Linked DNA regions of Homo sapiens: region 2 is linked to region 1. A link is a loop called in an ENCODE intact Hi-C map of the cell type or tissue named here. Cell type or tissue: CD14-positive monocyte. All regions are shown on one strand. Links, peaks and the distances in the headings refer to the core of each region. The heading gives the core; the rest is flanking DNA. Region 1 has its middle 7.5 kb from the start of GRAMD1C. Region 2 overlaps ATP6V1A (ATPase H+ transporting V1 subunit A).

Region 1 (8,340 bases), core at 81-8,080:
CCATGTCGCCCAGGCTGGTTGTGAACTCCTGAGCTCAGGCAATCTGCCTGCCTCGGCCCCCCAAAGTGCTGGGATTACAGGCGTGAGCCACCGCACCCAGCCAACAAAATCTTCTATAACCTAAGTTCTTTGAGTTTTCTCTGAAAATTCTCTAAAAATCTTTCTTCATCTTGTTCTAACTCAAGGGTGTCCAATCTTTTGGCTTCACTGGGCTGCATTGGAAGAAGGATTGTCTCAGACCACATATAAAATACACTAACACTAGGCCGGGCACAGTGGCTCATGCCTGTAATCCCAGCACTTTGGGAGGCCGAGGCAGGCGGATTGCCTGAGCTCAGGAGTTTGAGACCAGCCTGGGCAACACGGTGAAACCCCGCCTCTACTAAAATACAAAAAATTAGCCGGGCGTGGTGGCATGCACCTGTAGTCCCAGCTACTCAGGAGGCTGAGGCAGGAGAATTGCTTGAACCCGGGAGGCAGAGGTTGCAGTGAGCCAAGATCGCACCACTGCACTCCAGCCTGGGTGACAGAGCGAGACTCCATCTTAAAATAAAATAAAATAAAATACACTAATACTAATGACAGCTGATGGCAAAAAACTCTCATAATATTTTAAGAAAGTTTACGAATTTGTGTTGGGCTGCATTCAAAGCTGTCCTAGGACGCATGTGGCCTGTGGGCCACGGGTTGGACAAGCTTGCACTGATACTTGGTTTTCCCCTGAAACTTGAGAGGAAACGGCTTTCCCTGAAGCCCTCTCAAGTGGTGTCTGTTTCCTCTCCCACACCATCATATCACTTGTAACTTCCCATTGATCTGGCCTTCTTTGATCCTGGCCTCCATTGGCCTCCAATCAATAAGGCCTCCATTGATCCTGGCCTCTATCATTCATGCCCTGTGGAGTCACCTCCCTCAGTGAATCAGAGCTGACTGACCCCAATAGAATGCGGTGTAAATGATAGTCTATAACTTCCAAGGTTAGGTCATAAACGGCACTGTAGTCCTCACCTTGGTATCCTGGATTACCTGCTCTGAGGAAAGGCACTGCCATGCAATGAGGACTGAAGCAGCTCTGTGAAGATGTCCATATGGAGAGGAATTGAGGTCCCAAACCAATAGCCAGTACCAGGTGCCCGGCCATGTAAGTGAGACACCATAGAAGTGGATCCTCCAGCCACTATCAGGTCTTCTGATGACTGGATATCCACTTGATTAAGGGCAACCTCTGAAAGCCCATGAGCTAGAACTGAGGAGCTGAGCTGCTCCAGGTTCCTGACCCACAGAAACCATGAAATAATGAATGATTATTGTTTTCAGCCACTAAGGTTTTGGGTGATTTGTCATGCAACTATAGTAGCTGGAGCACCAATGGGCCCAAGAAAAAGTGATTGTCTTCTTTTTTCCTATTACTTCCAGACTCTTTTCCTTCACTCTTCCCTAACACTCTATCTTTGAATTTCATGTCAGAACACTATGCCACCAGTTGCCTTTTCTTATTGGAGTCATCTATAAACTCACAATCCATGTTCCCTTTTTCATTGAAGATTTTTGCTCCTTGCTCATGTCGCTTTCTTCTACCCTACTCTTTCTGCACTTGGTGATTTCAATAGCCACTAAGGTTATACTTTCAATTCCTGGTTTCTTAGTGCCTTGTCCTCTGCCCCAACAATCTGAACCACCACTCCTGTCAGCCACCCACTCTCATGCTCATATCATAGAACTTATCATTATAACTGCAATTTGTCCACAATCTCAGTTTCAAGTACCATTTGTATCTTTCCAACTCATCACTTCTATCACCAGCAGTCCTTTAATCTCAACTAGATTTACAAACATTTAATCCTCACACTTTCATTGGCCTTGACACTCTTATGACCTTATTTTGCTTCTTAACCCTGCTTGGACTCCAGGGGCAATCATTATTGCCAAATCCTTGCATACATACTTATCTCCCTTGCTTCTCTTGTGACTTAGCGTACTTGCCTGGTAAAAATCAACCTTAGGCTGGGTGCAGTGGCTCACATCTGTAATCCCAGCACGAGGGAAGGCCAGAACAGGAGGATCATTTGAGGCCAGGAGTTAAGACCAGTCTGGGCAACATAGGGAGGCCCAGTCTGTACAAAACAAACAAACAAACAAACAAACAAAACTCCCCAAAACCTAGCTGGATGGGGTGGTGTGGGCCTGTGGCCCCAGGTACTTGGAAGGCTGAGGTGGATCACTTGAGTCCAGAAGGTTAAGACTGCAGTGAACAGTGATCATGCCACTACACTTTAGCTTGGGTAATAGAGAGAGACCCTGTCTCAAGAAACCCTCCAAAACCTCCAACTAAATCCAACTGTGTCCATTCTGTGTTTGCATTTGTGCAACTACAAAAAAAAAATGACACAACTGTGGAGGGTGGTTTCACTTTATTTATTGAGTTATAATAGTTTTTAATTACTTGAAATAAGAAAGTTGCAAGAATAGTGCAAAGGCTTCCCATAAAACTTTTACTCAGATTTTCATGTTTGCTTTATTTATTATTCTCTCTTGGCACACAATTTTTTTTTCTGAAACATTTGGGTGAGCTAGATCAAATATATCAGTGTACAAAGTCATACGTCACTTAACAACTGGGATATGTTCTGAGAAATGCGTCATTAGGCAATTTTGCTGTTGTGCCAACATCCTAGAATGTACTTAAAGAAATCTAAATGGTAGAGCCTACTGAGGTGATGTTGTTGTCTGGGGTAATACCTGAGGTTCGTTGTCCCACGGTCATGGAAAACAAGGACGCAGACAAACCAGGGTGAGGTTCAGAGCAGAAGTTTAATAGGCGAAATAAAGAGAAAAGCTCTCTCTGCTGCAGAGAGAGGGGCCCCAGAGAATATGGGTTGCTGCTTCCATGGTGAAATGCAGAAGGTTGAATAGATGATCTTGGGGAGGTGGTATCTGATTTATATAGGGCACAAAAGATTGGTCGGACCAGGTGTGTCATTTGCATAGCACACGAAGAACTGGTTAGGACTAGGTGTGCGGTTTGCACAGCATGCAAAGAAGCTGGCCACTCCACCCTAATCTTTTATTATGGAGATGGGTTCTCTACATGGCCAGGCACCATGTTGCCTGCCTCTTTACTGTACACGTGGTGACAAAGAAAAGAGAAGAGGACCCTCCCTGTTGAACATGCCTGGCATCCAGGTAGCCCTTTTCTATTGGCACTGAGGCTGGCATTCACCTGTGCAAGCTTTTTAGCTTGCTTATCTATGTTTGCGGCTTGATTTTTCAGGCTGCTCTTTGTTAGAAAAGAAATGTTTTGGTGGCTGCTTTTTGTTAAAAGGGGAGTTCCACCGAGGACTCTTACCCTTACTATCTGCCTAAATTCTATCTCCTGTATTACTACTACACACTTAGGCTATATGGAATAGCCTATTGCTCCTGAGCTATAAACCTGGACAGCATGTTACCATGCTGAATACTGAAGACAGCTGTAACACAATGAGAAGTATTTGTGTATCCAAACATAGAAAAAGTACAGTAAAAATATTGTACTATAATCTTATGGGACCACTGTTTTCTTGTGGTTCACTGTTGAATGCAGTGACTGACACATTGTTATGCAATGCATGACTGCACTTCCTAAAACAAGCACATCCCCATACCTAACCATAGTACAATTATAACAAACAGGAAATTGTATGGGCATGGTGACTCATGCCCGTAATCCCAGCACTTTGGGAGGCCAAGGCGGGTGGGTCACCTGAGGTTAGGAATTCGAGGCCAGGGTGACCTGTAAAAACCCCATCTCTACTAAAAATACAAAAATTGGCCTGGCATGATGGTATGCACTTGAGACTACTCCGGAGCATGAGACAGGAGAATTGCTTGAACCCAAGAGGCAGAGGTTGCAGTGAGCTGAGATCGCACCACTGCACTCCAGCCTGGGTGACAGAGCAAGACTCTGTCTCAAAAAACAAAAACAGGAAATTAACACTGAGTCAATACTATAATGTAACCTACACTTTATTCAAAGTTTTCCAGTTGTCCCAGTAATGTTCTTTATAACAACAACAACAACAAAATGTTTCTGGTTCAGGATCCAAGACAAAATCGCACATTGTATTTAGTTGCTATATATCTTTAGTGTTCTTTAGTATGAAAGAACACTTCAGTCTTTCTTTGCCTTTTATGAGTTTGATGTTTTTGAAGAGTTCAAGTAATGTCCCTCAATTTCAGTTTGTCTGTTTCCTCACAATTAGATTCAGAGTATGCATTTTTGGCACTGTATATTGTTTTGCACCTTACTTTTTTTTAATGTGACAAAATTTTTTGTAGATCTTTATATATCAGTGCATAAAGAGTTTCCTCATTCTTTCTTGGCCATTACTTCTTCAAATATTCTTTCTTTCTTCTCTCCTGGAATTCCCATTTTGTATATGTTGGTCTACTTGGCAGTGTCTTACAGGTCTTATGGGTTCTGTTCATTTTTCTTCACTTTTTTTTCTTTCTGCTCCTCAGACTGAATAATCCCAATTGACCCACCTTCAAGTTGCTGATTTGTTCCTCTGTCTGCTCAAGTCTATTTGAATTACTCTAGTGAATTTCTCATTTCAGTTATTGTATTTTTCAGCTCCAGAGTTTCTATGTGGTTCCTTTTGTAATTTATATCTCTTTATTGATATTCTTCATTAGGTGAGACATTGTTCTCATGGGTCTCTTTTGAATTTGATTTCTTTTAGCTCTTTGAGCATATATGAAATAGTTGATTTAAAGTTTTGTTTGCCTAATGCTCAGGCTTCATTAGGGGCTGTTTCTATTATTTTTCTCTGTATATGGGTCAAACTGTCTTGTTTCTTTGTGTACCTTATAATTTTTTGTTGAAAACTGGACATTTTGAATATTATAATGCAGCAACTTTGTTTTTTTTGAGACAGAGTCTTACTCTGTCGCTCAGGCTGGAGTGCAGTGTGCAGTGGTGTGATCTCGATTCATTGCAGCCTCCATTTCCCCAGTTCAAGAGAGTCTCGTGCCTCAGCCTCACGAACTACAGGCACCCACCACCAGGCCTGGCTAATTTTTGTGTTTTTAGTAGAGATAGGGTTTCACCATGTTGGCCCGGTTGGTCTTGAACTCCTGACCTCAGGTGATCCACCTGCCTCAGCCTCCCAAAGTGCTGGGATTACAGGCATGAGCCACTGTGCCTGGCATAATGCAGCAACTTTGAAAATCAGGTTGTACACCTCCCCAGGTTTTACTGTTGCTGCTTATTTTAGCATTTATTTGTGGTTTGTTAGTATCTTTTATAAACTACTTTTTTATGTTATGGTAAAATATACACAAGATAAAATTAACCATTTTATCCATTTCAAGTATGGTTCAGTGACATTACGTGCATTTATATTGTGTAATGATCACATCTCCAGAACTTTTTCTTCACCCCAAACTGAAACTTTGAACCAGTTAAATAAAGCCCCATTCTGCCCTCTTCATAGCCCCTGGAAACCACCATTCTACTTCCTTTCTCTATGAATTTGACTACTCTAGGTACCTCATACAAGTCAAACTAATTTTGTAAAGTTTGTATTCTTTGTTTTATGTGGCCACATAAGTCTCTGTTCTGTCAGATTAGAAAAAAATAAAAACCGAGGAAGAAAAATACATACAGAAACAAGCAATTATCTTCCAGTCTTTGCAGACTGGCTTTCTGTGTGTGCTGGGTATGCCTGTAACACCCAGCCAGGCAGTTTATATCTCTGCCTTAGCCGAGCAAAAAGTCAGCCAGAGGTGGAAGTTTAGGGCCTTCTTAGGTCTTTTCTGAGCATGTTCCCAGCTTTGGGCATGGATGTGGCCTTCTGGATTCCCAGGAATTTGTGAGAGTTTTTCAAAGCCCTTATTCAGATTGTCCATTGTTTGCCTGAACTGTTATCCCTTGCCCCAAGTGATACTGGTAATATATTTGCCTTCAAATTTTTTCTTTTCTTTTCTTTCTTTCTTTCTTTCTTTTTTTTTTTTTTTGTGTGTGTGCGTGTGTGTGTGTGACGAGTTTTGCTCTTGTTTCCCAGGCTGGAGTGCAATAGTGCTGTCTTGGCTCACTGCAACCTCTGCCTCCTGGGTTCAAGCAATTCTCCTGCCTCAGCCTCCCAAGTAGCTGGGATTACAGGCTTGTACCACCACGCCCAGCTAATTTTTGTATTTTTAGTAGAGATGGGGTTTCTCCATGTTGGTCAGGCTGGTCTCGAACTCCCAACCTCAGGTGATCTGCCCCCTCAGCCTTCCAAAGTGCTGAGATTACAGGCGTGAGCCACCATGCCCGGCCCAAATGTTTTCAATAAATACTCTACCTGCCCCCTCTACCAACATTCCCCCACCAACACCTGCCCAAGGCAGGTGTCCTACCCTTGGAAGAGTTCTGAGATAAAATAAGGCAAACAAGTCCTTGAGCCTTCAGGGAGCCACCAAACAGGTCAAAGCAAACAGATAACAATTCTTCGAGAATAAGGTCTGTACTGCTACCTCTGATACTACGAATCAGTACCAGGAATGTGGGCTATTGTAGAGTAGGGGATGGTACCAGGGTAAGTTAAAATAAAATGTCACAAAAGTCTTTTACTGAGACTCAGCTGTTTTTTCTTAATTAAGCATTCCCCTGATTGTGGTAAGGTTTTGGTGACATTCCAGATTTCCAAATAAATTGTTTCTGACAGCTCTTGCCACCTTTTTTGTTGCTTTTGTGGAAGTACAGACTTTTGAAGTTCCCCACTCTGCCATTTTCGTTGATGTTGCTCCTCCTCATTCTTTTAAAAATTATTATGAAACTGCACAGAATTCCAAATTCTAATGGATGGAGGTTTGTCATTTATTTAACCAGTCCTTTATTGATGATGATTTGTTTTCAATTTTTACTACCAACTATTCTTCTAGGAATAACTTTGGATTATTTTGCATGTGTGCAATTAAATCTATAGGAAAAATTGCAGAAGTTGGTACTGCTGAAGAGTATATGCATTTTGTAATTTTTGAAGCTATTGCCAAATTCGCTATATTACTTTACACCTCCATTATTATTATTATTATTTTGAGACAGAGTCTCACCCTGTCACCCAGGCTGGAGTGTAGTGGTGCAATCTTGGCTCACTGCAACTTCCGCCTCCTGGGTTCAAGCGATTTTCCTGCCTCAGCCTCCCAAGTAGCTGGGATTACAGGCGCCTGCCACCACGCCTGGCTAATTTTTGCATTTTAGTAGAGACAGGGTTTCACCATGATGGTCAGGCTGGTCTCGAACTCCTGACCTCAAAGGATCCACCTGCCTTGGTCTCCTGAAGTGCTGGGATTACAGGCATGAGCCACCGCACCCAGCCTCTACACTTCCATTATAAGAGTCCTGTATCCCCACGGTCTTGTCAGCAGAATGCGTTTTCAAATTTCTGTACTTTTTGTCAAACTAGTAAGTGAAAAATAGTATTTCAGTGTGGTTTTAATTTCTATGCTATTCTGAGTGAAACTGAGGATCTTTTATATTTTTAAGAGACATTTGCCCAGGCACGGTGGCTTACACCTGTAATCCCAGCACTTTGGAAGCCCAAGGAGGGTGGATCATGAGGTCAGGAGTTCGAGACGAGCCTGATCAGCATGGTGAAACTCTGTCTCTACTAAAAAAAAAAAAAAAAAAATTAGCTGGGCGTGGTGGTGGGCACCTGTTATCCCAGCTACTCCAGAGGCTGGGACAGGAGAATCGCTTGAACACAGGAGGTGGAGTTTGCAGTGAACTGAGGTCGTGCCATTGCACTCTAGCCTGGTGACAAAAGTGAAACTCCGTCTCAAAAAAAAAAAAAAAAAGACACTGATATTTCCTTTTCCATGAACTTTCTGACATATACTTTAACAATTTTAACTTGACTATGGTTTTTCCATATGTTTTTCTGGGAGCTGTTTACATATTAGTGTGATCTCACTTTAAATACATGACCATTAATCTCCTAATTAAGCATTCCCCTGATTGTGGTAAGCAGGGATTTCTGGGAGCTGTTTACATATTAGTGTGATCTCACTTTAAATACATGACCATTAATCTCAATGAGGCATTTGTGTTGCCCAGCAATGCTACTGTTTTACTGTTTTCCTAAAACATTAGTCAGTTCATTCACCTGTGCTCCTAAGTATTTCATAATTTCTCCTTTCTCTTCAAACTTCTAACAACTTTTCTTCCATATTCACTTTCACCTTATGTTCTATTTCACTGCAAAATATATCAATGCTCTTCAGCCAAAGTCCAGGAGAACCATAGCTGTAGTTAGACAACATTGTGTTTATTGACTCATTGCAATGAGGGTGAAAAAATACCATGGAGAACCATGAGGA
Region 2 (8,340 bases), core at 217-8,216, 48 kb before region 1:
ACGCCAGTATTTGTTTTGTTATTGAATACTCCCACTACACAATGTGATTCACAGTCACAGTTTCTCTAAGTAAAACCTGGTCAGTGATGTATTATCCTTAAAACCTCATGCTATATAGTCTTTTTCTTGTTCTAGTTAGAGTAGTGGTGATGACAGTTTTTTGATGTTTACGCAAATGAAGACTGTCAGTCACTGTGCCTCTTTTTTCTCCCCCAAGAACTTGGTGTTTGAGCTTGATTTCATTGGCAGGTCATTAAAAGGTTATCAGTATCTTTTGCCATGCAGAGAAATAATTGTCCTCTCAATGATCATAAGGGTCTTCAGGATGGACAGACTAAACCCAAGAACCTTTAGAGAAAAGGCAAAAGAACATCAGAGAGTTTAGGAAAAAATATTCTGTGAAACTGTGTAGTAAACTGCTCCTGGAAACAATTTTTATTTTATTTTAAAAATTTTTTTAAATTTTACTTTAAGTTCTGGGATACATGTGCAGAAAGTGTAGGTGTGTTACATAGGTATACATGTGCCATGGTGGCTTGCTGCACCTATCAACCTGTTACCTAGGTTTTAAGCCCCACGTGCGTTAGGTATTTGTCCTAATGCTCTCCCTCCCCTTGCCTCCTGCAATTTTTAATTCTTAAGTACTTAATAAGGTAATGGAACAATGGCATCCTTTTTTGGCTTATGAAATATGATTTTTAAATTTCATTATCTCTGGTATTTCAGTGCATCTTAATTCTTAAGTAGTCGGCATAGAGGTAAATATTTATAGAATGAATAAGTCTTCATTGTTTTTACACAGGTTAATTAACTCATAAAGCTTTAATAGTTTCCACTGAAGTATTACCTATAACATAGTTCTAATCAGTTGTATCAGAAGGCTAAATATTAAAAATTGGTTTATTCTTACACGTGTCTAAAAATATGGCAACCTTCCTTCCCTGCTAGAAAAGTAATTTTTGCTTACTAGACCACATGGTCCAAAATAGTAAGTTCAGTAAATGGAATTCCATTGACAATTTCTTACCCAATGGTGGTGACTGATTATAAATATCCTTACGGCCTATGAAAAAAATTTTGTAGATGTGTGTGTGAGTTTTTCTAGTAGAGCTATTATTAGTTTTTGAAAAGGGTCCATGTCCCAGAAGAGTTTTAAGAACTACTGCTATAAGTTATTAGAAAGTAAACATGTTGCTTTAGGTCTGTCTCTCAAAGGAAATGGTAACAGCACAGCGAAGTGATAATTGTGTGGCATTCTACCATACTACTAGCCAAACCATTTATTCCAATTTCTACTTTTAAAAGTTTTTTTTATTGTTCCAAAGCCTTCACTCCATGTATCATAGCAACTCTCAGAACATACCTGAATCCTACCAGGTAAGTTTGCCATGCAGAACTTGAAATGTTTGAAAAGTTTTCATGTATATTATGTAAATAAATAATCTTTGGCTTACCTCTTTATATTATACACTAAAATATATATCTATGTGAAACTACCAGTATGTTCCATAGTAGGTTTTTATCCTTCTTATGAATATATGAGAGAGGCACAATACTGGGTTTATTGGGTGTTTTAATTATTTGTGACTATTCACAGAGCACTAGAGTCTTAAGTCATCAAAATAGTCTTTTGTTCTCTTCAGTGGTTACAGCCTGTGACATGGCGGGTGCAGCCATGTATGAGCTGGTGAGAGTGGGCCACAGCGAATTGGTTGGAGAGATTATTCGATTGGAGGGTGACATGGCTACTATTCAGGTGTATGAAGAAACTTGTATCCTTTTTGGCTCAATTTCCTGCCACTTTCTATATTTCAAAATTTAAGGATTTAGGCCAGGCATAGTGCCTCACACAAAGTAATCCCAGCACTTTGGGAGGCAGGCAGGTGGATCACCTGAGGTCAGGAATTTGAGACCAGCCTGGCCAACATGGTGAAACTCCATCTCTAATAAAAATACAAAAATCAGCTGGGTATAGTGGCAGGCGCCTGTAATCCCAGCCGCTTGGGAGGCTGAGGCAGGGGAATCGCTTGCACCCTGGAGGTGGGAGGTTGCAGTGAGCAGAGATCGCACCACTGCACTCCAGCCTGGGCAACAGAGTGAGACTCCATCTCAGAAAAGAAAAAAAAAATTGAGGATTTAAGCCAAAGGTGGAAGCAGCAAAGCAGCAACAACTAATGATATTAGAAGCATGAAATGCTGGTGTTGTGAAGAGACCTGAATTATGCAGGAGTATGTTAAAGAAAGAGAGAAAAGTACTATGAATTGGTACTCTTATTTTAAGAAATTAGTATCTTCTGAACTTTCATTGCTCTTACTGCTTCAGTAATTCATGAACTTAAGGGGGACCAAGTGAATTTTTTCTTCATTGGGACGCATATTGTAGAAGAAAGCGTAAACAGAATAACAATATTGACTTGTGAGGTTAAAATTCTCTAATTATGATTTCAGTTTAAAATAGTAAGTCCACAAATAAAACGGTCACCATTCTTTTGATAGCACTGAGTGACATATTACATTTCAGTTTTATTACTAGGAAAGCTTTACTATTTGGTTATCATAATTTTGGCTTTTAAACATAGTATTTATTTTCAATTTTCTATGAAAAATAAAGGGTTAAGCCTAGTGAAGAAGAACCACTTTTTTAGTGCTTCTATATGTGTTTTACTTTGATTCTCAAAATCAGCATTAATTCTTTGAGTATTTAATCAAGATTTATTTGGTACGACGTTTTTGCCATTCTAAAACACATGCGTGCAGATAACTAGTCTCTTTATAGTACTAGGTGCCAATTTAAAACAAAATCATCTAGAAATTTTAAATAAAAATAGAAGTTTTTGTAGCTATGAAATTGTGACTAATCAGAAATATTTTTTCTATTTTTACTTTTATCTTTTAATCTGTTTAATCTTTTTCATGGCTTGAAGATTTAAAATAAATGAAAATGTAAACAGTGACAACCCTCCTTGCCTTTGTTGTCTTGTATCTAGCCGTTTATCAAAACACATACACACCTCCATGCACACATGGAACCACATTTATAGCTCCCTTTATTTTATATCCTTCTAGTTTAGTAATTACATACATGAGCAAATACAAATATTTGTATTTTTCTTTCCTTTCTCTCTCTCTCTCTCTCTATATATATATATACATGTGTATATATATACGTATATATATACACATATATATATATATACATATATATATGGTTTTTTTGTTTGTTTGTTTGCTTTTTGAGACAGAGTCTCACTCTGTCGCCCAGGCTGGAGTGCAGTAGCATGATCTCGGCTTACTGCAACCTCCGCCTCCCAGGTTTGAGCAATTCTCTGCCTCAGCCTCCCAAGTAGCTGGGATTACAGGCACGTGCCAGCATGCCCGGCTAATTTTTTGTATTTTTAGTAGAGATGGGGTTTCACCATCTTGGCCAGGCTGGTCTTGAACTCCTGACCTCACGATCCACCTGCCCCGGCCTCCCAAGATAGCATATTTTAGGTACTGTTATACACCTTGCTTTTTTTCACTTAAAAGTATGTGTATTCTAGAAGATAAATAGATATGTGATAAATATAGTAAAATGTTAAATATAGAACCTAGCTTGTAGAGACTGGGAGTCCACTGTAAAATTCTTTCAACTTTGTTGTTGTTCTGAAAATTTTCATAATCAAAATTGGAAATGAAAATACATAGTTTAGAGAGATTTCTAGAGGAATTCATGATAACTCTGGTTCTTTTTTTTACAGCCATATAACAATTCCATCATATAAATGTACCATTATTTACTTATCAATGTCTTAATGATAGAAGTTTTGGTTTCTAGTTTTTGGTTGTTATAAACAGTGCTACATTGTAAGTATAGTAAGAATTCACAGAAGTTGGATTCCTAGGTCACGACTTACCCATTTTGAATTTTGATAAATATTGCTAAATTGCTCTCAGGAAAAGTTGTACTGATTTTACTCCTGTCAACAAATGTGTAGAATAAAGTGGACTCATTATGCTTATTTATATATTTTATTCTTATTTGTATGTTTTCAAAATAACTTTATTCTTAAGATTTTAGGTTTTGTCCAAGTACTAATACCCTTATTAGGGGACTGATATTCCTCAGCAGCATATGTGAAGCAATGTATTAATGAGGGAGTTTTGCTTCTGTTTTTAGCCCTGTGGTTCCCAAACTTTGCAGAGTCATTCTGAGAAGCTGCAGCAAACTCATGTGGTGCCAGGATATTTAAAATTTTTGAGGCAAACACAGGAATGTTAGACATATTGTCAGACACCACATGAACTAGTAGCTTGAGATAATAAACAGTTTCATTATGTTGCTGTACTATATTTTTGTCAATGATGTCATATCTTTGCAAAGCTGAGTTTTTGGCAGTTGCTAAGCTACAAAAGCAGGTATCATGTGACAATCAAAATGGAACAAGTTTCCAATCTGATTGCAAGATTGGAAAATTATATAGTTCCCCAAGGGCATATACATTCATGAGAATTATGGATATTTAGGACTGAAATTAATATTATTTTTTCTTTCAACTTATGCATATATTTTTTCAAATTGCTACTCAGTTGTTAGGACGTATATACATATTAGGTTGTTTAGACATAACTGTTTAATAAATGCAAGTGTTAGATATATCTTTTGTCCTGGGACACTGAAAGAAGTTACTGAAAACACTATGAATCCTGTGAACTGAGAAAGTTTGGGAACTTCCGTTTTCACTTCTTGAGTGGCATTTCCTTGTTAAACTGTGGTATTTCCTGTTAATTGTGTCTTTAAACCTTCATAGTAGGTTTTCCTTAGCTGCTGTTTTTAGCTGGTGTGTCTGTTGGAGATCCTGTACTTCGCACTGGTAAACCCCTCTCTGTAGAGCTTGGTCCTGGCATTATGGGAGCCATTTTTGATGGTATTCAAAGACCTTTGTCGGATATCAGCAGTCAGACCCAAAGCATCTACATCCCCAGAGGAGTAAACGTGTCTGCTCTTAGCAGAGATATCAAATGGGACTTTACACCTTGCAAAAACCTACGGGTATGTCTGTGTAACCAAGAATTTCTGAAGTTATTGAAAGAATATAAAATGAATGTTTAGTAAACTACATTGTACTCTTAGTCCAAATAAAAATAGACTACAGAAGGATAGTTTAAAGTTTTTCTTAACTCTACTTCATGGGATTTTAGAACTAATGTTTTATTGATAAGTCAGGTAATTGATTTAAATTATAGCAGCAGGGGCAAGTCTACTTGACATTTATTTGCAAATTAAACAGCAAATACATTTATCTCTAGGTTGGTAGTCATATCACTGGCGGAGACATTTATGGAATTGTCAGTGAGAACTCGCTTATCAAACACAAAATCATGTTACCCCCACGAAACAGAGGAACTGTAACTTACATTGCTCCACCTGGGAATTATGATACCTCTGTAAGTATCATTTGAACTTTATCCTGCAGAGTGCCTCTATTTCTATATGATAGCTGCCCAGTTTTAGTGCCCTAAGTAATTAAAGAATTGATATTTAATACATAAGTTTTGAGTAACTCCTATAATTTTTGAAAGTTTTTGTTTGTTTATTTTTAACTTGGATTTAGGGATGAAAAAGCAGAACATAGTATTTCTTTTTAAAGAAATGTAACAGTTTTCTACCATATTAACTGATGCTACATTTATTTAAAGCCCTAGTTGTTTAGGCATAGAATAGACTTTGATTTTAATGGTGTATCAATATTCACATAGTAATTATATAATGGGACCGGGCATGTAGGCTCACGCCTGTAATCCCAACACTTTGGGAGGGCGAGATGGGCAGAGCACAAGGTCAGGAGATCGAGACCAGCCTGACCAACATGGTGAAACCCTGTCTCTACTAAAAATACAAAAATTAGCCAGGCGTGGTGGCGCACGCCTGTAATCCCAGCTAGTTGAAAGGCTGAGGCAGGAGAATCGCCTGAACCTAGGAGGCGGAGGTTGCAGTGAGCTGAGATCGTGCCATTGCACTCCAGCCTGGGTGACAGAGCGAGACTCCATCTCAAAAAAATAAAAATAATTAGTATTATTATTATATAATGGATTATTTGAATTCTCTTTTTTTCTTTTCTTTTTTTTTTTTTTTTTTTTGAGACAGGGTCTTGCTGTGTTGCCCAGACTGGAGTGCAGTGGTGCAATCATAGCTCACTGTAGCCTCAACCTGCTGGGCTCAAGCAGTTCTATCACCTCAGCCTCCCAAGTACCTGGGACCACGGGCACATGCCACCATGCCCAGTTAATTTTTTTTTTTTGAGATGGACTCTTGCTCTGTCACCAGGCTAGAGTGCAGTGGCGCGATCTCGGCTCACTGCATCCTCTGCCTCCTGGGTTCAAGCGATTCTCCTGCCTCAGCCTTTCAAGTAGCTGGGATTACAGGCCTTTACTTATATTTAACTATTTCTTTGTTGCTTAATATACTTCTTTCTTTCTTTTTTTTTTTTTTTTTGTTTTAGGAGATGGGGTGTCACTATGTTGCCTGGGGTGCTGGAACTACTGGGCTTAAGCAATCCTCCTGCCTCAGTTTTCTGAGAAGCTGGGATTACAGTCACAAGTCTGATATACTCCTTTCTAACTCAGAAATTTTGTTTGTAATTATTAAAAAAGTAATAAATGCACCAGGTTAAAAAAAAAAAAAAGCTAAGACTATATATAATTAATTATAATAAAAAGTATAAATCTCCCTTTGCACTTACATGTATCACCTTCCTAACCCCAAGGAGAATCGGGTTACTTTGATTTTGAAGGAAGAAATGTTCACAAATTTGACCATACTAAAATCCTACTGTATTTCTATAGGATGTTGTCTTGGAGCTTGAATTTGAAGGTGTAAAGGAGAAGTTCACCATGGTGCAAGTATGGCCTGTACGTCAAGTTCGACCTGTCACTGAGAAGCTGCCAGCCAATCATCCTCTGTTGACTGGCCAGAGAGTCCTTGATGCCCTTTTTCCGTAAGTTTGAGATGTGTCCCACGATTTTCCCTCAGAGTTATTATATGTGCTTATGTTTTTATTATCTTTATAGATAAAGGGCTTATGTGTTTAACACTATAATACATTTTATCTAGAGTAATAATGGTGAATTAAATATTTTTATCTATTGCTAGCACTTATTATAAATTCAAACCATTGAAGATTTACTTTTTTCATGGTTGCCCCCAGAAAGCATTATTTCTGAAACTTTTCTGGAAAAATTAAATTTGCTGAAGAAAATCTGTACCAAAACATTTACTTTTTTCATGGTTGCCCACAGAAAGCATTATTTCTGAAACTTTTCTGGAAAAATTAAATTTTCTGAAGAAAATCTGTACCAAAACAATGTAACTCTGTTTCTTCTTCTTCTTCTTTTTTTTTTTTTTAATTGAGACAGGATCTCACTCTGTCGCCCAGGCTAGAGTGCAGTGGCATGATCTCAGCTCACTGCAACCTCTGCCTCCCAGCTCAAGCAATCCTCCTCCTGCCTCACCCTCCTGAGTAGCTGGGACCACAGGCATGCACCACCACACCTGGCTAATTTTTTGTATTTTTGGTAGAGACCGGGTTTGACTATGTTGCCTAGGCTGATCTCAAACTTCTGAGCTCAAGTGATCCACCTGCCTTGGCCTCCCAAAGTACTAGGATTACAGGCGTGAGCCATTGCACCCGGCCACCATGTTTCTTAAGTTATTCTAGACTGGGAACCAAGACAGAAGCCCCACCCAAATAACTGGGATAACATTTGGAAGAGGGAAAGAAAATAGTACAGAATGTGCTTCTAAGTGCTGTAGTGTACTCATAGCTCTGCAGAAACAAGGCTTTAATCTGATTTTTGGTGAAGGAAATCTCTGTAGTCATCACGGGATCCAGGGGATCAGTTTAGTCCCAAACTCCATGCCTGGGATAAATCAAACTGAGAAGCAAGCAACATGAATACCTAACTTTAAGTTTGATGCTGGATCTACTTCTAGATTTAAAATTATTAAATAATTCAGATGACAAAGCAGGGGGAAAATGCCCTGTTTCATGGCAAAGAAGTAAATACTCCAATATCTGTAGCTTTCAACTGATGTCTATTTTTGGCTTAAGCCTCTCTGTAACCAATTATATAATTTTACGGTAAACTGATTTTGTGATGTACAAAGTTCAAATGATTCAAGTATAAATTATTACCAAGCAATTTATTATGTCACTCAATAAACCAAAAGCATGCACAGGAATAGATCTCCCAGCATAAAGGATGTATTTAATTTATTTGCATGTGTAACTTTTTAAAAATAAAGAATTGTGGTATAATTTTAAAAAAATAGTAGATTTATGTCACCATAAATTGATGATT

Evidence for each region. Peaks named below come from ENCODE experiments on the same cell type or tissue, not always from the same donor. Only the 100,000 strongest peaks of a DNase experiment are listed, where the experiment ranks them.
Region 2: a loop joins it to region 1, with 4 times the contacts of the local background. A loop is called at or near these places in 5 of 110 quality-filtered maps.

The regions. Positions count from the first base shown.
Region 1 is chr3:113,827,139-113,835,478 of GRCh38, forward strand. It overlaps a transcript of GRAMD1C not described here. Among named protein-coding and RNA genes, the nearest start is that of GRAMD1C, 7.5 kb to the right of the region's middle. RefSeq lists an enhancer at 3,760-3,909. In CD14-positive monocyte, for the core only: no CTCF peak of the experiment used is centred there; a DNase peak (open chromatin) is centred at 3,633; H3K4me3 peaks cover 1,433 bases; H3K27ac peaks cover 1,661 bases.
Region 2 is chr3:113,779,407-113,787,746 of GRCh38, forward strand. ATP6V1A (ATPase H+ transporting V1 subunit A) reads left to right here. Exons shown (of 15, transcript NM_001690.4): 3 at 1,644-1,772; 4 at 4,818-5,032; 5 at 5,290-5,427; 6 at 6,826-6,977. Among named protein-coding and RNA genes, the nearest start is that of ATP6V1A, 37 kb to the left of the region's middle. In CD14-positive monocyte, for the core only: no CTCF peak of the experiment used is centred there; DNase peaks (open chromatin) are centred at 4,165 and 4,725; H3K4me3 peaks cover 1,093 bases; H3K27ac peaks cover 2,631 bases.